Linked DNA regions of Homo sapiens: regions 1, 2, 3 and 4 are each linked to region 5. A link is a loop called in an ENCODE intact Hi-C map of the cell type or tissue named here. Cell type or tissue: ascending aorta. All regions are shown on one strand.

Region 1 (5,000 bases), 230 kb before region 5:
AAGGCAAGGAAGAGGGAAGATGAAGGGGAGTGGAGGCATTTGCCGAGGCAGGACACAAATAGAACAATGCAGGGACATAAGTCAGATGCTGCTGAAAATGGCAGCCCACAGCACCGCTTACCAACTCTCCCATGAAAGACCTTACCTTACAGAGAGGAATAAACAGCTATTGCTCTTACCTCAAACATCCTCCCAAATGCCTGCCTTTTCTCCCTCCCTGGGGAAGACAAGCAAGACCAGTGCTGCCACAGGAGTTGCTCAAGGTTGCTCAAAGGAGTTGCTCAAAGAAACCAGGAATAGGACCTGGTTTCTCTGCTGTCATTGTCCTTAGCTTACAGCCTACAGCCTGGCAAATACCAGTGCCATGGACTGATGAATGCTTTGCAAATCTGGTTCCCATTAAGTTGCCAGTAAAAAAACCCAAGAGGTTCATGTGGCAAAGTCAGACTAGATGTGAGCAGATTGACAAAAGTCCCAAAGAACTGAACTAGCCCCATGGCTCTGATACCCCTCGTGGGTTTGAAAATATCCAGCGATGGCCAGGTGCAGTGGCTCACACCTGTAATCCCAGCACTTTGGGAGGCTGAGGCAGGTGGATAACGAAGTCAGGAGTTTGAGACCAGTCTGGCCAAGATGGTGAAACCCCGTCTCTCCTAAACATATACAAATTAGCCAGTTGCAGTGGCGGGTGCCTGTAATCCCAGCTACTCGGGAGGCTGAGGCTGGAGAATCTCTTGAACCTGGGAGGCGGAGCTTGCAGTGAGCTGAGATTGCACCACTGTACTCCAGCCCGGGCGACAGAGCGAAAAAAAAAAAAAAGAAAAGAAAATATCCAGGGCTCCGGGGGATAGCCCTTGCTTTCCAGTGTTCCTAAAAGAAGATAAAGTCACACTATCAAATAACAAATGCCTCATCAAAACACAACCCAGAGATCAGCCCAGTTCTTCCAACAAGAAACAGGCCAGTCATGACAGTATTATAATTATGATGACGAGGAAGGGAATGCTAGCCAACCACTCCCCTCCCCGCCCCGGCCTCTATCAGGGGTAAGCCCAGGAGGCAGGAGTGCAGAGTGGCTGAGGGCAAGGCCTCTGCCCTGTTGGAATAGCCTGGGCCTGCCCCTTCCTAGCCTGTGAGCTGTGACGGGGATTCAGTGAGGGTCTCAGGCTGTGTACAGCCCAGGACAGTGCCTGGCTCAGAGTGAGTGCTCAACAAGCTTTAAGTGTCGTTAGTATTCTTGCTGAAAACATGAAAACTAACCCCAGAGCTAAGCAGTGGAATTCTGCCCGTGTTGGGGGTGAAGAGACCAAAGTTCAGAAAAATTCATTAACATGTCCAGGATCATACAGCTGGAACAGGGGAACAGGCAGGGCTGAGCTCCAAGTCCAGGCAGGCTGAGCCCAGAGCCCTCGCTTTGAAGCTGTTTTATATGACTCCTTAGCAGGAAGCTACTCAGGGCGGACTGACTCAAGAGCATTGTTTCCTGGAACTCCTGAGTCCAAGAGCTGGGGGAATGCTGGAAACAAGGAGAAGGAAGGCAGAGAATGCTTGTGGAGGCAGCAAGGAATAAATAGATGCAAGAATATTGGAAGGTGTCATAAGAGGGATAAGGAACCAATCGCACCTCTGTCTCGCCCCATCCCCTCTCCAGGTGAGAAGTGCTGGCTCTGTGTGAGACTTTATGTCAGACAGGGGCTCAGTGCTGACCGTTCAGCCCTGTGCCTAGGGACAGCCCTTCAGCCTCCTTGACGATTTCCTGATTTAGTCTGGGTCTGAGGGCACCTCCTCATCTGGCCAATTCAGGGTAAAAGAATTTGGAAAGCTCAAACACTCAAGAAATTTAGTTTTTTGTTTTGTTTTGTTTGGTTTTGAGAAAGGGTCTTGCTGTGTCACCCAGGCTGGAGTGCAGTGGCACAATCACCATCACTGCTCATTGTGGCCTCAAACTCCTGAGCCCAAATGATCCTCCCACCTTAGCTTCCTGAGTAGCTGGGACCACAGGCGTGCACCACCACACAAGCTAATTTTTTTTTTTTTGTAGAGACAGGGTCTCACTATGTTGCTCAGGCTGGTCTCAAACTCCTGTGCTCACACAATTTTCCTGTCTCGGCCTCACAAAGTGGTGGGATGACGGGCATGAGTCACTGCGTCTGGCCAAGAAGCTTAGTTTTTAAAATAACAATCAGTAAAATAGGTTACAACTTTTCAGTCAAACCTGTCAGGTGAGATGAAAATTCAGGAAAGCCAGGCCACATTATTTTCAGTTAAGTTCTGTGAAAACTTCTGCAAAATCAATCAGAAACTCCGTCAGTTCATCTCAAAGTCCTGGGAGTCTAGACAGAAGTTCAGGCTTCGCATGTACTGGGGTGGTTGGTCGGAAATTTGGTGAGGTCGGTCCAAAATCCAGCAAGGTCAATCTAAACTCTGGATCAGTCCCAAGTTTAGTGCGGCAAGGTGAAGTCCGAGCGGTGTAGTCAAATATTTAGCCAGATTCATCATGACGTCACCCCGACCATTTGGGGTTGGGTAGGCCATCGGGTGTGGGACTGGGTATGTGATGGGCAGACAGACAGGCAGAGGATTGGCAGTGTGCGCAGGCCTGGGAGCCAAAGTGGAGACTGAATGGTAGTTTCTGGGGGTTTCCAGAACCACCTCCAGCAGGAGCCCAGCTGGGGAAATTGTGAGGCTGACCAAGAGTAGTGCGTGGTGCTCCCAGACATGTCCCTGCCACTTCCTTGAGGAGACCTGAAATGCTACTCTGTTGACCCCTACAACCCCAGCACATTGCTGAGCTGCCAGCCTTCTGACGCCTACCCCCTGTCCAGCCACTGGGCAGCCAGCCAGCATGTTTTGGCCTAAAGGACAGCAGCTCTGTGCACACACGTAGCACACGCTTGTCCCCACACGGCCTGCCTGTCTGTTCTCCCACGCTCCTTTCCCTTTCTGGCCAGAGCTGAGCAGGCAAAGCCAACAGCTGGCCTGGTGCCCTGGTGCGTGGAGGTGTAGCTGGGCTCTGACCCAGCTCCTCAAACAGGTTCCATATGGCCCTCCCGGCTGCCCCCCACTCCCCTTCCCCACCTTGACTGTTTCTGAGATTAAAACCCTTTCCTGGTTTCCCAGCAGTGGCAGGGAGGGGCTGCCACGCTGCTGTTGGGGCTGAGCCGGTGTGGAATACTCATCAAATGTTAGCTGGAGGGGGATGGATTTCTTGGGCAGTTGGGTGAGGGGGCATGGAGGGGAACACATGGCTTGAGCACAGGAGAGACCTGTTGGCCCCTGCAGCCCAGCTGCAGCCTCTGGAGAAGCTCCTGAGTGTCTGACCTTGGCAACAGGACCTCAAGACTTCAGTGGGAACAGACAGCCTTCTGGGCCTCTCTACTTCTCTCCTTGTACCCAGAATTCCTCCTGCAGCTAAGAGGGGTGTGATGAAAGCAAAGAAAGGGACAGCTGGGATGGGAGAAGCCCTGGGGGGAGCAGGGAGGCTCCCACATGTTGTACCCTCCGGTAACACTCAGGCCCTGGACAGTCAGCAGAAATTCAGACATGGCATTGGAATGGGGTCCTGGGGCAGCCATCCCTGCTGAGCCTGGTGCCTGCCCTTTGGTAGCAGGGCTGTGGGAAAGCCTTGGGATGCTGGGAGCAGAGTAATAGGGTGTGGTGAGAGTAGGGGATGCTCCAGGAGCTTGGGACTGCAGCTATCTACCCCTGGTACTGAAGTATTTGAATATTTTAACAGCCAGCTTGGTGGTCCTGGTGGCCCCCGCTGAACCTTAGCCTTAGGTTAGAGCCCATCTCTGCTCTAGCTCTGGCTTCTTCCCTGGAAAGGCTTTTGTTGACCGTGAAACCTGAAGACATGCACACACACAAACATGTGAATGTGTGTGTGTCTGCCTGTCTGCGTGAACTCTCTGGGCTCCCAGACCTTCTAAGTGCCCAGAAAACCCAGAAGCACTTGCCCACTCTTGCACTTTGCCTGCCCTTGTCCTCCTGCCCCAGCCCCACCATGTCCAGCCCAGAGACTAGTCCAGAGGCACAGCTGATCCACTTCTGAGCCCCTGGCTGAACCATGTCCTGGGGCTTCTTAACTCTTATCCCTCCTCCATCCTGTCCCAGACTTGTGCCTGGGAGCTGGCTGGCATGACTGGGGCTCTGAACATTTGGAAGGCTTCCATTTAAACTGTCTCCCTACCAGACTATCCTCCTGCCCAGCCAGCCACACCATTGGCCCAGCTCTGGGAGCCTATCCCACATGCCTTGGAAGATCAAAGCAGGCTCCACGTCCATTTTCAGTGATGACATCCGGCTTCAGCAGGTGGTGATTTAGGATCTCAGCTCTGGAAGGCCCTCAGGGATCTCCATTCTGGCAGTCTCATTTTCTCATGGAGACCCAGAGAGGAGGCTGGCTGGGACTGGAACCCCAGTGTCCACAGCTCCTGGAATTTCACCAGGAGAAAGGGAAAAAGTGGACAAGGAGACTCAGCTAAGACAGACTTTCCCTTCTTCTCCTAGAACAAGCTATGGGTGGAGGAAGGAAAAGACTTTGGAGATTGTTGTCTAATGGCTTAGTAGTCCTGCCCATGCCCATGCCTTGGCCACTTCTCCGCATCTACATGGGGTGCCGGGACATCATGGTGCCTCAGGTGGACCTGCAAGAGGTTGCAGGGCAGTTTCAAGGGCATGAAGGAAGCCTGATCTGTGAAACATTTTGCAACATTGGTGCGGATAAGGGACCCGATAAAGGAGCTCAAAGAGCCTCAGTCCCACCTCCTTGCCCGTCTACTCCTGCTATGGTTTGAATGTTTGTCCCTTCTGAAACTCATGTTGAAACTTGATCCCCAATGTAACAGGATTGAGAGGTGGGGCCTTTAAGAGGTGATTGTGTCATGAAGGCTCTGCCTTCATGAATCCATTCATGGATAAAGGTGTTAATGGATTAATGGGTTATCATGGGGCTGGGTTAGTTATCAGGAGAGTAGGTCCATTATAAAAGCCATTTTGAC
Region 2 (5,000 bases), 130 kb before region 5:
CTACTTAAACCAAAGAGCTTCTGCGCAGCAAAAGAAACTACCATCAGAGGGAACAGGCAACCTACAGAATGGGAGAAAATTTTTGCAGTCTACCCATCTGACAAATGGCTAATATCCAGAATCTACAAAGAACTTAAACAAATTTACAAGAAAAAATCAAACAATCCCATCAAAAAGTGGGCAAAGGATATGAAGAGACACTTCTCAAAAGAAGACATTTATGCAGCCAAGAGACACATGAAAAAATGCTCATCATCACTGGCAATCAGAGAAATGCAAATCAAAACCACAATGAGATACCATCTCACCCCAGTTAGAATGGCGATCATTAAAAAGTCAGGAAACAACAGATGCTGGAGAGGATGTGGAGAAATAGGAACACTTTTACACTGTCATTGGAAATGTAAACTAGTTCAACCACTGTGGAAGACAGTGTGGCGATTCCTCAAGGATCTAGAACTAGAAATACCATTTTACCCAGCGATCCCATTACTGGGTATATACCCAAAGGATTATAAATCATGCTACTATAAAGGTATGTAATTCTTGGCTTCGCTTTGAGCTTGTCAGATTGGCTCAAAGAAAGAAGAACCCTAACCAAAAACACAAGAACTTAATTAGGGAGAAGGGCCATAATGTGACCCATGAAGGCTCAGTTTCAACCCTTCGCCCCTTGAGTATGATGTTTTCACAATCCCCTTTGAGTTTGAGAGGCAGAAACCCAGTGGTGGAAACATGGCCAGAGGAAGATGGAAGAAGGGATGAACATGTGGCTTTGGATCATTCTGCGTCTCAGCTCCCACTGCCTCTCAGCCCAGAAGTCTTCCACCCTCTCCCCAGAGTGAAACTCTCACCCTCGAAGGGTAAGCCCCAAGCCACCCCTCACCGTGAATCCTGTCAGCCCTACCTCCCCACACACCCCTTTCCCCGAGATTCTGAAAACACAGGGCTCCCACCCCAATTCTCACTTGCCCTTACTTCTCTCCACCTTGTGTAACAGTTCGTTTCTTTCACATCCTACTTCCCCCAACTCTGAGCTCCTTGAGAAACAGGAGCTGCATCTAACTCACATCATTGCTCACAGAGGGCCTGACCAAACCTGGGCCTGGCTGAAGATGTTCAGAAATATCTGCTGAATTGGGCACAAAGCTACACAGTGTGACAGTTGACATGTGGTGCCTCGAGTTACGGGATACATTTGAATTCTGTAAGAAGAACGTCTCTGTTGGGTTAAACTTGGCTGTCTGGGGCAGGCAGGCAGAGCAAATAGTATGTGGAATGAAAAATACGTAGCAAAGCCCTTCGGTTTATTTAGCCATTTGAGGAAGGGCCTGAGTGGGAATGTGCAGCAGAGCTGTGCATTCTCCTGGGAAACATTCCCAACAGCCAGGCCAGTTTCCCCAGGGAATGACCCATACATAGCTCCCCGCTGATGCCTTCATAAGGGGGGACCTTGCCTGCCGTTCTCTTCTGCCTCCCTTTGGAGCACCTCCTTCTCCAGCATTTCATGGTAATGACCATGTTCCTACCTAGGAGGAAGAGATTGCCTGACAGTATGACTTTGACCCATTATGGACAACTGGTTTTTCCTTCTTAACAGGCCCCATGTTTCAGCACCCCCAAGCAGAAGCATTTGGCAGGGAAACAGCTTTCTCGTTGAAAGTCCGAGCCTCACACAAAACACATCAGGAGTTTTTAGGTCAGGCAAGGTGGGGGTGGAGGTAAGTCGACTGCCCACCCTATTGTTAGGACTCTTGGGGTTGCCAGTGACTGAAAACCCAACTCATCAGGCTTGAGCCAAAAGAGAATTCATTAGACCATACTCCTAAAAAGCCCAACATAGCTCTAGCTTCAGGTGCAGCTTGTTCCAGGATTTCAAATTGTCACTAGGGAGCAGTCTTGGTCCATTTCTCAGCCCTACTCTCTTCCTGTTGTCTTCATTTTCAAGTTGGGGTAAGATGGCTGTCAGCAGCTCCAGGCTATACCTCCCAGGGTCAAATTCAGCAAGCCAGGCTGAAGTCCTAGGAGGTACAGGCATATAGTTCCAGATACTTGAGAGAGTGATGTGGGAGAATCACTTGAACCTAGGAGTTTGTCAAGCCTGGGCAACACAGTGAGACCCCATTGCTAAAAACAAAATAAAACAAAAAATCCAATTCAGCAACTAGTTTGGGTCAGGCTTTCTATTACTTGTAATCCAAAACATTCTAACTGATTCACTCAAAATACTTGTGAGCTACTTCCAAGTCTAGGCAGCCCATGAAAATGGCTGTATAGAGAGATGCCTGCCCCAGGTGTGACAGATAGAAGGTGGAGGGCTACTCCCCACAGAGTTCCTGGAAGGAGCCAGAGGTGTGGAGAGGCAGACTTTCCTGTAGAGATGCAGTGCTCCTGAGCATTTGAGAAGATGCTCAACATACATCTCTTTTAAGGTCCTGTGGCAAGAGGGTTAGATTTCCTCAGGTGGGTAGCTGTGTGCCTGCCTCCCCAGGTGCCCTGTGGATGAAGTGTCTGGGCTCTGATGGGGAAAGTGGGGAAGGGAAGAGCTTAGATGCAGCTGGTGAAATGCCTCGTTTCTAAGTTTCCTGGTTTCTGTGGCCACCTATGTGACAGCAAGAAGTCAGGTGTGTGCACATGGGTCAGAGCTCGGGCAGGGACTGGGGCCTTTTCGTCAAGAGTCAGCTTCTGCTCCTGCTGCCTCCTGCAGGGCCAGCTTGAATCTCGGTATAGTGGGTGCTGGAATGTACCACCCAGAGTCCCTCTGCGGTAGGGTGACAGCTGCTGATGGCTCACACATAGCTAAAGGGATCAGCTGCACACAAGACCACGCTCCCCCCTGGGGTAGCCTGCACCTTAGGACTCATGCTGGGGTATAGACACAGACAGCCAGTGTTTACACAGAGAGCCAGAGTTGAGCTCAATCCAGGCCAACTCTGAAGGGCATCCCAGCTACAAGCTCCCCTCAGGGTTGGCTGAGACCTCTCTTGCTACCGCACTACAATTAAACTTCATCCTCTGCCCAGGCCTTCCCATGTTCCCCAGTATATCCCCTGCATGCAAATCTCTGTCCCAGAGTCCGCCTCCTCAAGAGTCCAAGCCATGGCACCAGGTGAGGCAGGTGGTGTCTGTGCGGCCCGATATGAGAGACTGGATCCCAATCACTTCTTTTCCTGCACTGACGGGAATAGTGCTAAAGAAGGAGTTGAGAAGCACAGACCCTCTTGTTTATGTTTTTTGGGGTTTTTTTGTTTTGTTTTTTGTTTTTGAGACGGAGTCTCGCTCTGTTGCCCAGGCTGAAGTGCAGTGGTGTGACCTCGGCTCACTGCAACCTCCGCCTCCCTGGTTCAAGCGATTCTCCTGCCTCAGTTTCCCAAGTAGCTGAGATAACAGGCATCTGCCACCACACCCAGCTAACTTTTGTATTTTTAATAGAGATGGGGTTTCACCATTCTGGCCAGGCTGGTCTCAAACTCCCAACCTCAGGCGATCCACCTGCCTTGGCCTCCCAAAGTGCTGGGATTACCGGTGCAAACCACCGCGCCGGGCTTGTTTATACTTTATTTAAAATTAAAAGAACTTTCTATTATTAAAGAAACAATGTATGCTCATTGAGAAAAAAAAACTGGAAAATTCCAAAAAGCCAAGTAAATTAATCATGTAATTAAAAGACACCAAAACACATCCTTCCATGAAACACAATGATGACTTTGTGCATTTGAATTTGAAACTATGTATGGAGTCCTTCCTACTTCCTAGGCCATTCAGGCTCCCAACAACCCCATGAGGTAGACCTCATTATTCCCATTTTGCCAATGAGACTTGAGACACTCAGAACCGTGGAGTTAACACAGAGGGCAAACAGCAAGCAGACAGAGCTTCTGACTGCAAGTTCAGAGCTTTCCTCATCACACCCCAGACCACCAAGTTGATGTCAGCTTTTCTGAGCGTGTTCTTCAATGGGGAAGAGGGTGGCAGATATGGAAGAAAGTTCCTAGGCCAGAAAATGGGACCCTCCCTCTCGTCCTGGTTCTGCCATTTACTTACTGGTTGATCTTAGACAAGTATTTTCTCCTGACTGGGGCCTCTGTGTGGGGAAGGCTGTGGGGTCTATGCGCAATCTGTTGGGCGCTATGAAAATGGACAGGGTTAGCAAGTGCAGTTGCTCTGGTTGCCTGAAGGGGGCACCACTGAGAAGAAAAGCCCTAAAATTGGGGAGTTAGGACACCCCTCCTCTAACAGAAGACAATATTCCCACAGTGGATCCCCCATGGGTCTCCCACGGGCAGTGGAGAAGGGGGCTCCAGGGGCTGCAGGAGCCTCCAACAAAGCCAGAACTGTGACAGGGTGGAACCCCAGAGCTGGAACTTGGTGCGTCTGTGTAAAAGGCTTAATTTATCTTTTGTAATTCTCTTTGGCCAAGGGAGACAACAGGGGAATGTTTTACTTTCTTTCTTTTTTTTTTTTTTAAAGAAAACTTTCCATTGTGGAAATGGCATGTGTTTATTTTTAAAAATCCAGCCACAGGGATATATAACTTCTGGGGGAGGGAGAAAGCTCAAGGGCCAATACTGACCCTCCTACTGTGAAAGCTGGGTCTGGGTTTCTTTTGCCATTTGATTCTTCCCTCCTAGGCCTCTTTCCTTTAAGCAGAACAGAAATCTTGCTCGTGGATGTGAAGGAGAATGACGAAGAGGAGAGCTGAATTCCAGATAATTAAAATATTACTACAATAAGAGTGACTGACATTTATCAGGCACTTACCCTGCACCAGGCACTGGGCTAGGAGCTTTGCAAATTGAATACTGTGCAAAGTATTCTATGATAGCCCAAGGAAATAGCTTTCATTGTCTCTATTTTACAGGTGAGAAAATCCAGTCTCAGAGAAGTAGTTACCAGTCCAGGCTGGTAAAGCAAGAATTACGCACAGGCTTGACTGACTGCAAAGTCATAACTATAGTCTTCTATTGTGGCAGAATCTTGGACCTCTGTGGTCACTACTG
Region 3 (5,000 bases), 270 kb before region 5:
CCTTGGCTGCTGAGTCTCTGTCTCACCTTCTTTCGGCTCCGTCCTCAGACGTCTCTAGAAATGGTTCAAGCTTCTTGTCCCTTGATTTGTCTGTCCAGTGATTCTTCTGTCTCCTCTCAACTCCTTCCTGCTTAATCAGCGAATTCCACAAATAGCCACTGAGACTCCCTTCTATAGGAAGGCCCTGTGCTGGGTGCTGCCCTCCATCTTCCCCCAAGGTTCTTACAGTCTAATGAAGAGGCGGTGTGTGCAACACTAACTCCACTTCAGCAGTTCAGTGAAAACAACACCATCTTTAGACAATATAAAAGTCATTTTCTCCCTGTAAGTTAGGAGTAGAGAATACAGAGGGGGCTTAGGTACCTTCACAAGGTTATCAGGAATGCAGGCCCCTCATCCAGCACCTGTGCCTCATCGTTCAAGATGGCTGCAAAGCTCCAGCCATCGTGCTGTCATTCCCATCAGCAGGAAGAAGAAAGAGGTGAAGACAAATCATCCGTGACCACCCAGACGAGGTCAGCTTCCTGGTCATATGCTCCCTTGGCGTCTTTGCTTCCTCATCACAATGCAGAGAAACTCATTCTTTGTGTCCTTGTTTGATGTTTATTCACGACTCTCCCTTGCCTCCCACCAGGTGAGAAGCTCCATGAAATCTGGCCTCGTGTCTGTCTTCTTTGTTGTTCTAGTCCTGCGGTCCACCGCAGTGCTTGGCATGTAGTAGGTGCTCAATAAGTAGTTACTGATGGAAGGAACACTCAAGATTGTACTTTAAACATGCTCTTAATATTGGGATGAGTCAGAGTTGGCCTGGCCCAAATCTGGAATCTTCTGAATTGGAGTCTGTGACGATGAGTGCTGCTAAGGGCTGTACATACATGACCTTGCTTAATCCTCAGCAGAACGCTGAGAGGAAGATTCTGCCATTTTCTTCAACTAGCAGATGAGAAGACATCATGAGATTGTGGAACTACTAACGGAAAGCTGTGATTTGAACTTGGCTCTCCAACTCAGAACCTCTATTCACTTACCTAGTGACTTTCCAGGACACCAGGGTGACCACAGTCCCCTCTAGACCCCCCTCCTGCAGCCCTGGCTGGCTCCCTTGATTGCCAGCAGGCAGCTCAGTAGCCGTGTGCTCAGTCACAGGTGCTGAGGAAGCATCGTACACTTGGCCCCTTGTCCTGAAGTGGGGCTTCACCTGCAGAAAATGGAGGAAGGGCAGGAGGTGCCAGCATCAACTGGGAGAATGCCAGTTCTCCAGTGCTCCTCCTCCTCTAGCCGATTTCTAGGAGCCTTGTGGTCCAGGGGTTCTTTCAGACTACAGAGGAGGGCAGGTGGGGCTGCCGTGGTCTAGGAGGAGGGCAGGGGCATGCCTTGCAGTGGGTGCTGTGTGTCCTGCGGCTTCCATTTCTGCCCGCTTCTTGGCGGGGCCTGCCTGATAAGGGGAAGGTGATAGGAAACTGATACCCGCCTGTGCTGGGCCCCCTTGAACCATGTGGGGCTTACAGAGCCCCCGGGCCATGGAGCGGTTCTGAGGGACACTGGAGGAGGGGTTCTAGCTTCTCCCCTCAGACTCCACAGAATACCCCAGGTAGGGACTAGATTCTGGCTGGAGTCAAGGCACTCAGACCTCTGCTGGGCAATTTGGCCCAAGCCTCTGTTGCACAGATGGGACACTGAAGGCCAGTGAGGCAACGGGCTTGCCAAGATCACACAGCCCATCAGTGTCAGAGCTGGTGCTGGTTCTCTAAACTGGATGCGCTCTGTGGCTTCTTTGACTGAACAGTTCATCTGGCCCACAGGCCATCCGAAGGGCGTTTGGTGGAGGGTCCTAGTTTGACGCCTGGCTTGAAGAGCGGATCCCTGGCTCTGCTGTGGAGGTCCTGCTGGGACCAGCCATTTCTGATCATGGCTGCCAGAAGGTGGCGCTAGGCACCCAGCTGCCACTTAATTTCCAGAAAAAGAGAATGGCAACCCGGGATCTGGGTGTAATTAGGGCAAGAGGCCAGCTTTGGAGCTCAGCTTCCAATCACCCTCCCGCCCGGGCATGCTTGTGCGTGGGCACCCAGGGGCAGGGGAGGGACTGGAGACCGCACATTGGGTTCCTCTGGTCCCAGACCCTTTGGAAGGTTGCAGTGTGGGCAGTGAATGGGCGCCCAGGTGTGCTCCATTTACTCATCTTGACTAGATGATAACCAGAGATGGAATAAAAGCAGCCAGGATGGGTGGGTGCCTCTCTCCAACAGCAAGACTCAGCCTGGGCCTCAGCTCAGGCCTTTTCACCTGGCTCAGCTCCCCGGCACACCCCCTCGCTTGGCACAGGGCACTTCGTCCCCTGCTGGGGAAGGGCCAGAGAGCTCAGGATGCCCCTGAGAGAGGCTGTCTCATTCCTGGGAACTTCCCCTCCTCCCTTCACCTTTCCTGCGCTCTCTCCATCTCTCCTTCCTGTCCTCTCCCCTCGCTCATCTCTCCTGCCCCTTCTTATCTCTTTCCTCACGCTCACCTCGTCCCAGTTCCTCCAGGGACCCTGCAGGTCTAGCCCCCACCCCCAGCACCTCATCTGCAGAGGCAAACAGGGACCAATACCAGTGAGTTTCTAGGATGTGGTTTCCATGGTGACGGTACATCTCCTGCCTCCTTGGTGCTCAGCCCTGGGCGGGTTGCCGTGGATACTCTCACCTCACTGAGGAGTGATTTGTGGGACTGTTTTTCTTCTTTACTTCTTCTTCTTCTCTCCAGAAATTCCGCTAGCCCAGACAGCGTTTTCCCCACTCACGGCGAACCTGAAGCCTTCTCCAAAGGGCTTCACACCCAGGGCCACTGAGGCCTGGAAAGCATTTTATTTATACGAGGTATTCCTGGTAACCTTCTCCGCCTTTCATAGGGTGCGTGAGTGGTCACCACAGAGAAACAGGCCAAAGCTGACCCGGTGCCCACCTTTTCTGCCCACAGTGTCCTTCCAGGCCCCTGACTTGTTCCATGCCGCCAATGCACGCCAACCCTCAGAGCTTCTGCTCGGCGGCCATTTTCCTTAAGGGTCTTTGGAGAAAGAGTGAGAGTGAGAGGGTGAGGTGGGAATAACGAGCAAAGTGAATCCAGGCAAAAGAGGTAGGTTAGAAGAGGGAGAAGTACCGGAAAGGGAGGAATGAGAGGTGGGCAGACTGGGGGAGCTCGAAGGGAGAGGGAGAGGTGGAGGGTGAAAGTTGGTCACCAGAGAAAGCCAACCCATGAGTCCGCAGCAGGAGTCCTCTGGTGTTAATGCCCTTTATAAATCACTCCGCAGCCCCAAACCCAAAACAGGCCTCTTCTTTCTCTGCAAAGTAGAAAATGTGTTCGTCGACATAAAAACATGTTAAGTACATTGTGGCCCTCGTTCCCCCCAAGTTGAAAGCCATTACAATAATTAATTAAGGCAGGAGATTAATTAAAGAGTCGTTTCCCCCCATTCTCCCTGAGTAGATCAATCAGGAGGCGGGAGAACATGTGCTACTCGGCAGACAGAGAAGGGGGGCTGGAGGGGAGGCCGAGGGGCAGCAAGGCAGTTACAGACACAGCTAGAGACAAAGGACTTCCGTGCTGGGGGCTGGGGGCTGGGGGCTGGGGCTGAGAGGAGCTGGCAAGGAGGCCCCCAGGAGGGAGAGCTTGCTCTGCTTCCAAGGACCTGTGATCTGGCTTCCCTTCTTGGTGTTCACAGCGTGAGGGTCGCTGTCACCATGGAAACAGGCCTGGGGACAGGAGGAATATCAGCTCTCTGCTCCTGGACTCCTGGATTCCCCTCTGGGAGTGAGAGTTCCCAGTGAGCAGAGTTGAGGCCCCAGGAGGCCTTTCTGTGGAGTGGCATGAGGGTTGGTGGCCTCCCCACTCCCGTGCCAGGCCCAAAACCAACTCCACACGAGCATTGTCAGGCTGATGACAAGCCTGAAAGTTCTGTTCCTCACATGTGCCACACTGCAGACAGGACAGACTGGTATGAGCTCAGGCTGAGAATCATGAGTCTTTTAGGTAACTTTTCTCATTTTGCTAAATTTTGAGTTCTTAATGATTGCTTTCTCCCTTTCACTCTCCCTCTCTTTCACTCTCTTTCTTCCTCTTTCTTATGCCTTTGGCCAATCTATTTTCCAGCTGAATTTCATATTTCTAAGAAATGTTTATATCATGTAGTGTGTTTCATGTGTGCATAGTGGGTTTAACCCATTCCACCCTGTGTCTCCGTCTTGCTTACTTTTGAGCCTTCCAGAACTTCCCGATTGATTTGTTCAGAAGCACTGCTCTTATGTTTCTCTATTTTGTATGATATTTTTCATATTTCTAATAAACATTATAAAGGGATGGTGTTCCATAGATGATTCCCCATGATATCCCTGGTATCGTTTCCTCCTTTCTGTTGTTTTATTTTAGGTTTTTGTATCTTTGTGCGTGCGTGGACTTAGCAGGCAGTTAGCTTTTCCTGTTGAGAGGAGATGGCTCAGCAGAGGCGGGTGATGAGGGAGCAGCTCATCCAGCACCTACTCTGCCACTTACAAAGTGTAACTCAGAATCATGAAGCGGCGCACCTTTTACTCACCCTGTCATTATGGATGGGGGCTTAATAGGCACTAGGTTTTGGAAACCCATGGTGGACAAGACAGATGTGGTCCCTGCCTTCTGGGGAACAACAGTCTGGTGGGAGAGACAGACATCAAACAATAAATACACAAGGATATAGCTACAAATTGTGAAAAATACCACGCAGGCAAAACCTAGGTTCTTTGATAGAGAACAGCATATGCCTACTTTAGGCTAGGGGTCAGGAGGAGGTGACATTTACACTGCAGCAGAAGCCAGCCAGACAAAGTGTGCAGTGAAGAGTGATGGTCCCCAGCAGGGGTGGAGCCGTCGGAAGCTGATGAAGCTTCAGCCTGGGGGCCCTTCGGTGCACTGGAGCCTCACAAGGCTCTGGGGGTGGCCCTAGCAATAATGGGTCCACATGGTCACATGTTTTTGTAAAAATTGTATAAAGT
Region 4 (5,000 bases), 180 kb before region 5:
GACAGGCAAGAGGGACTTCCTGGGCCATTTCAGCAACTGTCGCTTTTTAGGAGACACACTCCTAGACAGAGGCACTCATACTCCCCACCCATGCAGAGAAGCACACGCCCCTTAGCTGCCACACACCCAAGGCCACTCGGACACACGTGCCTCCCTTTGCATGCACACGTCCTGCTGATACCACCTAACCTAACTGTGTCTGAAGCTCTCGGCTCACTCCTGGGTTTGTCTGAAGGCCAGAGCAGGCTGACGTTAGCCTTCCGGAGTGACTGTGAGAAGCAGGGCCAGGGGACATCACACAGAGGCCACCAGAAGGTCAGCAGGTTCTTACACATCATCTGGGCCAGTGGCTCCCACACCTTGAGGCATGCCTTAGGGGCCTTTGTGAAAAATTATCATGTCCCACCCCAGACTTGGTAAATCAGAATCTCTGTGATGATGGCAACTGAGGTGGGGGACTGAGATCTAGCAGACTCTCTAGCGGTTCTGACGCTGGATAGACTTTGTAACCTGATCTAGTCCAACCCCCTTACTGTTCCAATTCAGTAACTGAGGCTGAGAGAGGGAGAGTGGCCTGTCCAAGGTCACACAGCAGTTGCCTAGGCCAGCCAGGACTAGGACCCAGGACTCCTCACTGCCCAACCCCAGGCTTCAGGTCTGCAGAGATCCCCATGTCCTTCCCTGTCCCCACCAGCCTTGAGTGTCCCCCTGGCCTGCCTCCCAGTAAGGTCAGCTGGCTTTCATGTTCTGCAGTGCCCAGCAGGACCAGGGCCAGGGCTAGCCTGCAGCCAGCAGTCCTCTGGAACAGAGGCTGGGTGACTGTCTTCAGCTCCCTTCCCACGCAGAGGGCCCCTGCTCGGGAGGCCTGCTTTAGGGAAGGTGAAGGCTGGGCTCCCTGCAGTCACAGATGTTTGCCCCAACATGCTGAGCGCCCCCACCCTACTCCTGGGGGAGGCCGGAAAGGCAAGTCCTCACGCTGCCCAAACATCTGGACTGTGCAGAGAGAGCCAAGATGCGCTATGCAGATGTTTTCAAAGCTGATGCCGGGTGTCAGCAGAGAATAGACATCTGGGTGGATGGCCGGGGCTCATGCTAAAGGGCAGGGTAGATTGCGGCCAGTGATTCAGGGCGGTGTTGGCACAAAGCTGGGGGTGGGAGTGTGGCCTGGGGACTTCACTCCCCCAGCTGGTTGGCCTCCTTAAGTGGGAGTCAGATCCCCAGGGCGGCAGCCAGGTAACGTTCACACGATAGCTACCACTTGTTGAGCACTCACCACATGCCAGGTGCTGTTCTGCATTTTGCATGTATTATCTCATTTAACCCTGACAACAACCCTGTGGGGCAGGTACCATTACCGTCCCCCTTCTCCAGGCCACTGAAGCACAGGGAGGTGATGTCATGGCCCAGTCTCACCCAGCAAGCCGGTGGCAGTGCCAGGCTCACACAGAAGCCCATGCAGGTCACCTCTGAACAGCCCCGCTCCATCCCATGAGTGACCCCCAGTGGTTTTTGGGACCAACCCCACCATGCCCTTCTTTCAAATATTACATTTGCATATGGGGGCATTTTGCATAGAGAAAATGGGTTTCTGGGCAGCGTCCCTTTTCCTGTGTTTGGAACTTGGGGAAAGGATCCACTAGGAAGGCAAGCCAGGCCCTCCTCCCGGGCCGGTGGGCAGCTGCTGCCAAGTCTCCCAGGGCTTCTGAGACCAGAGGCTGCTTCCTGAAGGAAAAGTGAGCTCCCTGTGGCTGAGGCCAGCTGTGGCCAGCAGGGCTATTTATTTTTCTGTTCCTAAGCCTTTAAGTCATCTGTTTACATAGGCAGTAGAAGGAGTTGGGCTTGGTGTCCCTGCCTGGTGCCCTCCCTCCCTCCCTCCATCCTGGGCCTTGCAGGCTGAGCCAGGGACCCCCAGAGCCAGTGGTGGTAGTGATGGTGGAGGGGGTGTGGTGGGGAAGCTCTGGGGCCTGGAACTACAGGGCCACTGGGAGACTCTGCACTCAGGGCTCTGGCTGTGATGATGACCAGGCCTAGCCACTGCCTCCCCTGCTTCCCACCCTTTCTCCCCAGATCCTGTGGAAGTCCTCAGAGCCTGGAGCCTCACTTTCCGTGCCCCCTCACCCATAGCAGGTATCCAGGCTCTGAGCTCTCCCCTTCCTTCAGCCCAGCTGGCTCTCCAGAGCAGCCAGACATCAGCCACCCAGCCCGTGAGAACACTCACCAGCCAGCCCCCACCCTGCCAGGAATGGGAGTGGGGAACCTTCCCCAGCTCTGAGCCCCCAGAGGAGCAGGCCCTGGCCCGCCCCCTCCACAGGCATGTTTTGAGGCCTAGAGCAGCCATGCTCTGGGGCAGGGCCGCAGACACAGGGGAAGAAGACGAGGTTTCCTTCCTGAGAGGAGCAGGGGAGAGGGACGCACACGCGTAACCCCAGGACCCCTCACACAGGTGTCTTGATAGAAATGCCTGGAGGCCCTGAGGGAGGTGGTTTCTCTGAGCGGGTGACATTGAGTGACTCTACAAGGGTGGGTGACTTCTCCGTTGGAGAAAGGGAGCTTCAGTGCATGCAGGAAGAAGGAGGCTCCCAAACCCATGGTGCAGCTGAGGGAGAGACGGCAGAGCACGCAGGAGGCCACCCAGGTGTGTGGCCAGAGAGGTGGGTGGGGCCAGCGCACCTGGGGCCTGAATGTCCCCAGACAGAGGCCATCAGGAACCGCGGAGCGCTTGGGACAAGGGAGTGACAGCATTGCAATGCTAGTTAAGAAGGAAATCCACAGGAGTGAGGGGAGGGGCAGGGAAGTCCCCCAGGAGGACTGAGAGTGAGACAAGGTGAGACAGGCCGGGGCGGACAGGAGAGCAGACTGCAGAGATGTTCTCTCCCTCCAGAGGGGACTTAGGGAAGGGATGTGGATGGAGAGAGAACCAGGGCCCTCCTCTCTCTGGACCCCACCTGTGCCCGTCTGCTCATTCAGGCCATGGGCATGGTTCTGCCACTTGAGGCATCAGAGTCCAAGCCTGGCTCAGCTGCGCGGCGATGACCTTCTCATTCTGGTCAGCAACTATCAACTAAACACCTGCTCTGTGCCAGGCCTGGGGTTGGCAGGGAGAGGGCGGCAGAGGGGAGGGATAGAGGGCCTGTTGGGGCGGGGGGGAATAAGGAGCTGAATGAAATCGTGTCCCCACCCACAGAAAGGCAGGACTAGGGCAGCCAGCCTTGGCCTGAGGCAGCCGTGCCAGGGTGACTGGGGACAGAGGAACTCGGGGTCTGGCCCTGAGCAATGTGCTGGATTTACAAGTAGAGACAAGGTGGTGGCATTCCAGGGAGGAACAGGCTGAACAAAGGCCCAGAGGTAGAGTTCACAGTGTGACAGGCACAGACAGATGCCACAGCCCCGCTCCTTCCCGATGCCGGCCCTGGGCCTCAAGGTCATCTTCTGGCCTGGGGTGGTGGTCATGGAGGATCCAGGATATCTAGATTCAAGTGCTCTCCCTGCCGTCTGGGCTGCCTCCTTCCCATGGACCCAGGACCTGCCCTCCCAGACTGTCTTCCTTCTTGCTCTTGTTTGTCCCATCCTCCTCATCCCTCCCATCTCACGTTGGGGCTGGGAGCTCATTCCAGGCTTTGCCTCTCCACAATACTTTTTCCCTCGGGGACACCTGAGGGATGAGCAGGACTTAGCTAGGAGAAGAAGAACAGAGCATTTTGGCAGGAGGAACAGCATGGTCAAAGCCCCGAGGTGGGCAAGAGCTTGGTGAGTTGGAGGAACTGAAAGGCAGTGTGGCTGGGGTGTAGTTGGAGACAGAGACAGATCTCCAGGCTCTGCCATGATTCATTTCCAGAGCATTCAGCCTCTCCACCAGGAAAATGTCAAGAAAAAGCAGCTCTGTTTCCAGAGAGGGAAACTGAGGCACAGAATGTGGTTGAGGGAAGGTGTCTCCCCTCATGCCTGGGGCTCATCTCTCCTTCTGGGCACTGTGTTTTCTGGAGAAGAGGACTCTCAACTGAGGCCCAGAGAGAATCTAATGCCTGATGATCTGAGGTAGAACAGTTTCATCCGGAAACCATCACCCCCCAACCCCCCACCCCGTCTATGGAAAAATTGTCTTACATGAAACTGATCCCTGGTGCCAAAAGGTTGGGGACCACTGCTCTAGAGCACACTGGGTAGCAGGGGTGTGACCTTTTCTGGAAGGAAAGATCCAGGATCCCCTGGGTGCCCTGCCCTGGGGACTGTGGTCTGGCTTCCAGGGATATCAGCTGTCCTTTTAAGGGACCAGGTCACCAGTCAGGCCTATTGGCCTTCTCAGGAAGGCTGAGGGCTGTGGAACATTCCCGCTCTGTGAGGTCCTGCAGGGCAGCTCATTGCAGAGGACACGGAGCAGCCCCCAGCTTGCTGGCCAATCCCCCTCTTCCTAGAACCCCCTGAGAAGCAGAGAGGGAGGACAGCCCTTGGGACGCCCAGGAGCAGGAGAGAGAGCTACAGGGAGGGGCCAACAGCAAACTTTGAACCCCACCCTCTGTTGGGAACTGCCCAGTAGGGACTCCAGACATTTGGCTTCCAGGGCTAGATTTAGTTCTGACTCACTGGCTGACTTTAGACAGCTCACATAATCTCTCTGTGCCCGGGTTTCTTCTCAGGAAAATTGCAAGAAAAAGTCATGTTTTTCTCTTCCTTCATCTTCCCAGTCAAAGGGAAGGTGAAATAAATGATGGGCGTTCCTGTTGTCTCTTTGTTATTATGCAAACAATTGGGTGCTACAAAGGGTGCAGGACAGACAGATAAATCCAAAGCTCTCGGATCTGCCTTTGAGACCAAATACAAACACGACTGCATGAGTGCATGCAGCATGCACACTCACACACACACACACAGAGGCAGGCACCAACACATGCACACACACTCACACACAGAAGCATGCACCAACATACACACACATATGTACACACAGAGGCGTGTGTGAACATGCACACACACACAGAGGCATGCACCAATACACGCAAGCA
Region 5 (5,000 bases):
CTCTGATCTGAGACCTTGTGGAGACTAAAGCGACCCCAGCCCCCACCCTGAGCACTCTGGGCTTTGTTTTTCATGCACTCCAAAGTCCAAGATTAATTAGAGCTGACTTTTCTTTTTGGAACTAACTACAAAATCAACCGATCTCAAATTGAGATTATAAGCCAGCTGCCCTTCCAAAGCCCTGGCCTTCAATGGGGCACCCGACCCCGGTAATTCCCCGGATCACTTCCTGCCGGCCCTAATTACAGGAGGAACTAGGATTTCCGCGGTTCCGGTCCTCTCTGGTGTGGAAGATGGCTGTAGCAGGGAAGCAGGAACTGAGCTGCCTTTTTCCCGGAAGGAAGACCTGGGAACTCTTTATAGGGAGAAAACCGTTAGCCCTCCACACCTGGCTTTTCTGGCCTAGGGAAAAGACCCTGGTCCAGGCTTGAGGCTTGAGCTGTCCACCGACCGCCCCCCACCCCCACCCCTCCCCGCAAACTCCCCACACTCTCAGGCGGGCCTTCCTCCTCCCTTACAGAGAACAAAGAGCCTGTGCCACCAGATGCATTTGCTCAGGGCCTTCCAACCCAGACCTGGCTGCAGCAGAAACCAGGCCTAATCTTAGAGAACTTCATTTACTTCCCCGTGCTTCCCTGGCCTGACCTTGGCTGGGAGCTGACCGTAAAGCCCCCTTCCTTCCTCTAGACTGTGCTTTCTTGCCAAGTCCCTGCCCAGCTTGTTCAACAAACAGTAAATCGCCAATTAAGAGGCCACTCCCACAGGAGCAGAGCTTGGCTGGTTTATGCTCCAAGGAGCTCACTTCCATTCTATCATCTCTGTAAAGGATGCATCCTCCCACCTGGAATCTTGGACCAGAACAGAGGACCTATCAATGCTGTGTGGTGCTCAGGTGCAGTGCCCAGCTGGGGAGTCTGAGTGGCAGCCTCAAAATCAGGGATGGGACAGGCCTTCAAGGTCATTCAAAGCAAACGCCTCTCTACCCACTTGTGCTCCCCTAGAGCCTTCTCAGCCACAATGACTACAATCCATCCCTTCCTGCATTGGTTCTTGGCACTGAGGTTAAAAAGCCAGCCTTGCAGAGGGGTGGCTGGATGTTGGCCCAGGAGTCACAGCTTCTGCCATCACACCATGCACGTGGCCAAGACCTTTTGTAAGGCTCAGAGCACCCACTTCCCCAGCCCAAGTAAGGCGGCTGAGAGCCCCCAGGGGAACTTCTGAGTCCCTTCTGGGGAGACAAGAGGGGGCAGAGATAGAGGAGGTGAATTGAGGCCTGTGGGCTTTGCTGGACTGAGTGAGCCAGGCCCTCCAAAAACCAAGACAGTGATGAGTGAGTGGATGGAAACTGAGCACAATTACTAATACACTTTTTAAATAGGAAAACCTAGGAGGGGAATTAGAAAAGAAGGAGCCCTTAGACAGGCTCACACAAAGACATGCCCCAAGGAACAGTCCTCTGAACAGAGGTGGGCCACTGTCCTCCTCGGGCAATAACCACGCCCTCCCCCTCCCCCGCCTCCTGCCTCCTGCACATGGGCCCCAGCCACAGCGACGACGCTGGAGTCCTTGATAATGACTCTCACCTCCCCATCATCCAGGAACCAATGTTTTTGGCTTTAGGAGAAGCCATTCCCCAGTTCAGAGGTCAGGCAGGGGCAGGTCCCTGGAGACAAGCCCCAGGGAGTGAGCCTAATGAGAGTGGAGTGAGCGGCAGAGCGAGGTCAGCTGGGGGAGGCCAGTGGGGGCGCCCCTGCTTCCTGCCAAGCAAGGGGGTGGGAGGGAGGGAGGCCCTGCCATGGGGATCAAGGAAGCCCGGGTCACTTGCGAAATTAAGAGAATTGACCCAGAGAGGAGGGAAGGGGCGAAGGTCAGCCACCCTAACAAGGAGGGCTGCCTCCCGAGGAGGCTCCTGGGGCTCTGATTTCCCCTGAGTACCTGATTGTGTCTTTACACACTCACATCAACAGGGGCTGAGGACAACCCCAATTAGCCTGGAGACTCTCACGCTCCGGGGTTTTGCTCTGCACAGTTTCTTCCAGGATTGGAGACAGAAGCCCAGAGACAAGCTTGAAGCAGACACCACCTCCTCCCTGCAGGAGCACCCCTCTGGGCAGGAGGAAGGGAGAGCAGGGACCCACTGAGACCCCTCCTAGAGCTGCATTTTTAACCAAAGCTAAGAGTCCCTCCCCACCCCACAGAGCCTTTTTCTGGAGCTGCCAACCAAGCCAAATGGCACCTCCCCAGCTTTGGCCTCTCTCCTTCCAAAGGGCTGTGCAGGGGAGCAGAGAAAGGGCTGGGGTGGGTGGGAAGAGACAGGAGCACCAGTGGATGGGAGGTATCTGATCTAACCGCACTTTGCAACCAAGAACCCTGGACCAGTGGGAGAAAGTGGCTTATCTGTGGTCACCTGCACTGCCAGCCCAGCTCCTCGAAATGGAGGTGGGAAGAAGAGGGCAGAGGCATTGAGGGAAAGCAAGAGAAAAGACAGAGAAAGTAGAAGAGAGGGATGACGGGGGCCTCTGAATAGTCAAGGACTCCCAAGCTGACCTCCCACCTGCACCCACACCAGAGGACTGTGGGGGCCTCTGTACTGAGTCAAACTGGTCTGGTCATTCAGAATGCTAGCAGGGGACCCTCCAAAGGAAAGAATGACAGGAGCCCTCAGCTGGTACTACTGAGAGGGCTTGGAGACCGCTGTGGCGGGAGTAGCCAGACTTCAGATGAGGTACTGTCACGCCCTCTGCTGGCCACAGAGCGGCTGTGCACACAGGCAGTGAGCTTTTCTGGGCATCCTGCGCTGAGCGGCCCCCACACTCTGACCCCTGCACCCCTATGATGGGCCACAGACCTAAGGACCCCCACCAAGCAAAGAGGGGCTCTGCTCCGCTTTCAGCCTGCAAAGGCTGTTTGGTGGAAGCAGACGGAACATCAGTCCATCTGATACTTGGGTTGGCCAAGAGAAATAAGTACCTTGGCATAACAGACAACAGACTATCCAAAGCCCTAGGCTGCATGACCTTGGCAATCATACCTGTCCTCTGTGAGCCGCAGTTAGCTTACTTGTGAAGCAAGAATAACGTCCACTCCCACATTGGAAGGGATTGTTGGAGATGGAAGAGAGGAAGGTTGTAAAGCTTTTCAGTCCAGTGCAGACACATGGCAGCTGCAGTAAGTGGCTGTGCCCTTCTCTCTCAGTCCCACAAGAAGGAAGTTAGTGTCTAGAGCAAGCCTTGGGCTCTAGATTTTCAGCCATGGTAACTTCCTGAATTTAGCTCTGCCATCCCACCTATGGTTCAGGGGTCACTGGTGGGGTCATGCTGAGAGAGGGCTCTGGCATTGGGAACTAAAGATTCTAGGCCTTCTGTAGAATTTAGAGACTTGGCCCAAAGAGGATAAAAGTGAAGCCATCTCAGGCAGACATAAATTTGTGTGTGCCGATTACAAACGCTAAGTGGTCCCTGTCGCATTGAGGATGCAGCGCTGAGTTATAGGGGATAGCAAAAAGCTTCATAGAAGAGATAAAAGGGCCCCACTCCCATCAAACAGCCTCTGCAGGCTGAAAACAGGGCAGAGCCCCTCTCTACTCAGAGGCCCTCAGGTCTGTGGTCCATAGGGGTGCAGGAGTCAGTGTGCGAGGGCAGCTCAGCCCAGGGCACCAGACAAGAACTGGGTGCTCTATCAACCAAGACTCCAAATGATGAATAGGGTTTTAAGTTGAAATGGAAGAAAGACAGACCGTGGAAATGGGTAGTGTTTTCAGGGACACAGAAACTAGCAGGACACAGAAACTAGTGATATCATGACATGATATCAGGTGATGAGGCTAGGAAGGAAGCAGGGGTCAGAACGTCATGCTCAGGAACCTGGTCCTTTTCCTACTGTCAACAGCAGGCCAAGGATGTTTTAAGGCAGGGGTCTCGCTATCCAGCCTGTGTGTTAAGAAGCTTAACTGGACACTTGCATGGAAGACCCATCACGGAGGAAGAGGGTGGAAGTCCTCTAGCCTTGGTAAGGAGAAGGATGGACGAGGACCTCCTGTAAGATGGCAGGAAAGGGAGAGTGTGGACAGCTGAGAAGGAAGCCAGAGAACACCAGATCCCCTCTGCCTTTAAGCCTATGGGAACTGCAGCCTGGCCTGGCAGCCACAGCAGTCACACCCAATGGGGCAGCTGGGCCGGGAGCAGGATTGTCACACTCTGTGTTGCCCATCCACAGCGCTGGCCTTCAGATGGAGGAAGTGGCAGCAGGCTGGCTGCAGTCACCTGTTGCTGGACACCATCCCGGGCCCCAGCTGGGGCTTCGTGCTCAGGCACTGCATAGGATTCAACTCCCAGAGCCAGGAGCTGCCCTCCCCACTCCCCTGATGTAGCCGATGATAGTCCTGACTCACCTGCTCTTGGCCTCCCACTTGTCCCTGGCTGTCATCTCCAACTCCACCTCCTTGTGGTGTGTCCTTCTTCCTGATCTCACCTTACTGTCATAGACTTGGCATTTTTCTGGAGAAGTAAAGATGTTGAACATAAAGATAGGGCAGTGCCACGATGGTAGAGCGACCCCATGCTGTCCCAGAGGAGCAACAATGGACAGGTGACCCTACCTGTGCCTCTGGACAAGTAGGGTCAGAAATGGGGTGCAGATAAATGGGCAGGGACACATGCCCTTGGGGAGAGTTAGACCCAGAGGACTTGGAAGGGAAAGGAACCCCAGATGAAAAGAGAAGAGAGCTCCTGTCTGGCTCAGCCAGAAGGTATCATCCTAGCAAAGCTGCTGGAGTGAAAATGAGGCAAGAAGTCCCAGGCAGGGACCAGAGGGAAGGTGTGCAGTAGGTAAGCAGCCAATGGGTGGCTCCTGCCCCTGGTCCCGTCCCACAGCCCAAGTTCCAGGTACAGCTCAACCACAGGGTGGTAGGTAGATCTTGGGCCAGTCACTTCTCTTGCTGAACTTGCATTCCACTAGGTAAGCCTCTCTGTCTGGGGGCCTTTCCTGCTCTGTGACCTGTA

What was found. Peaks named below come from ENCODE experiments on the same cell type or tissue, not always from the same donor. Only the 100,000 strongest peaks of a DNase experiment are listed, where the experiment ranks them.
Region 1: a loop joins it to region 5, with 2.5 times the contacts of the local background. A loop is called at or near these places in 33 of 110 quality-filtered maps.
Region 2: it touches region 5 in a loop (5-fold over the local background); 49 of 110 quality-filtered maps call a loop at or near these places.
Region 3: a loop joins it to region 5, with 10 times the contacts of the local background. A loop is called at or near these places in 86 of 110 quality-filtered maps.
Region 4: a loop joins it to region 5, with 2.9 times the contacts of the local background. A loop is called at or near these places in 17 of 110 quality-filtered maps.

The regions. Positions count from the first base shown.
Region 1 is chr10:69,683,468-69,688,467 of GRCh38, forward strand. It overlaps LINC02651 (long intergenic non-protein coding RNA 2651), which reads left to right and starts at 982. Exons shown (of 3, transcript XR_946038.3): 1 at 982-1,651. RefSeq lists an enhancer at 2,389-2,889. In ascending aorta, no CTCF peak of the experiment used is centred here; DNase peaks (open chromatin) are centred at 1,034, 1,424 and 2,864; H3K27ac peaks cover 2,457 bases.
Region 2 is chr10:69,785,081-69,790,080 of GRCh38, forward strand. No RefSeq gene overlaps it. Among named protein-coding and RNA genes, the nearest start is that of COL13A1, 14 kb to the right of the region's middle. In ascending aorta, CTCF peaks have their summits at 1,906 (motif pointing right) and 4,179 (motif pointing right); a DNase peak (open chromatin) is centred at 1,921; H3K27ac peaks cover 3,811 bases.
Region 3 is chr10:69,642,813-69,647,812 of GRCh38, forward strand. No RefSeq gene overlaps it. Among named protein-coding and RNA genes, the nearest start is that of FAM241B, 15 kb to the left of the region's middle. In ascending aorta, a CTCF peak has its summit at 1,936 (motif pointing right); a DNase peak (open chromatin) is centred at 1,950.
Region 4 is chr10:69,729,627-69,734,626 of GRCh38, forward strand. No RefSeq gene overlaps it. Among named protein-coding and RNA genes, the nearest start is that of LINC02651, 48 kb to the left of the region's middle. RefSeq lists an enhancer at 2,545-3,199. In ascending aorta, CTCF peaks have their summits at 1,795 and 2,987; DNase peaks (open chromatin) are centred at 787, 1,745, 3,145 and 4,428; H3K27ac peaks cover 5,000 bases.
Region 5 is chr10:69,912,094-69,917,093 of GRCh38, forward strand. All of the region lies in intron 17 of COL13A1 (collagen type XIII alpha 1 chain), which reads left to right. Among named protein-coding and RNA genes, the nearest start is that of LINC02636, 95 kb to the right of the region's middle. RefSeq lists enhancers at 2,617-2,666, 4,466-5,000 and a silencer at 2,727-2,816. In ascending aorta, a CTCF peak has its summit at 2,751 (motif pointing left); a DNase peak (open chromatin) is centred at 2,728; H3K27ac peaks cover 1,884 bases.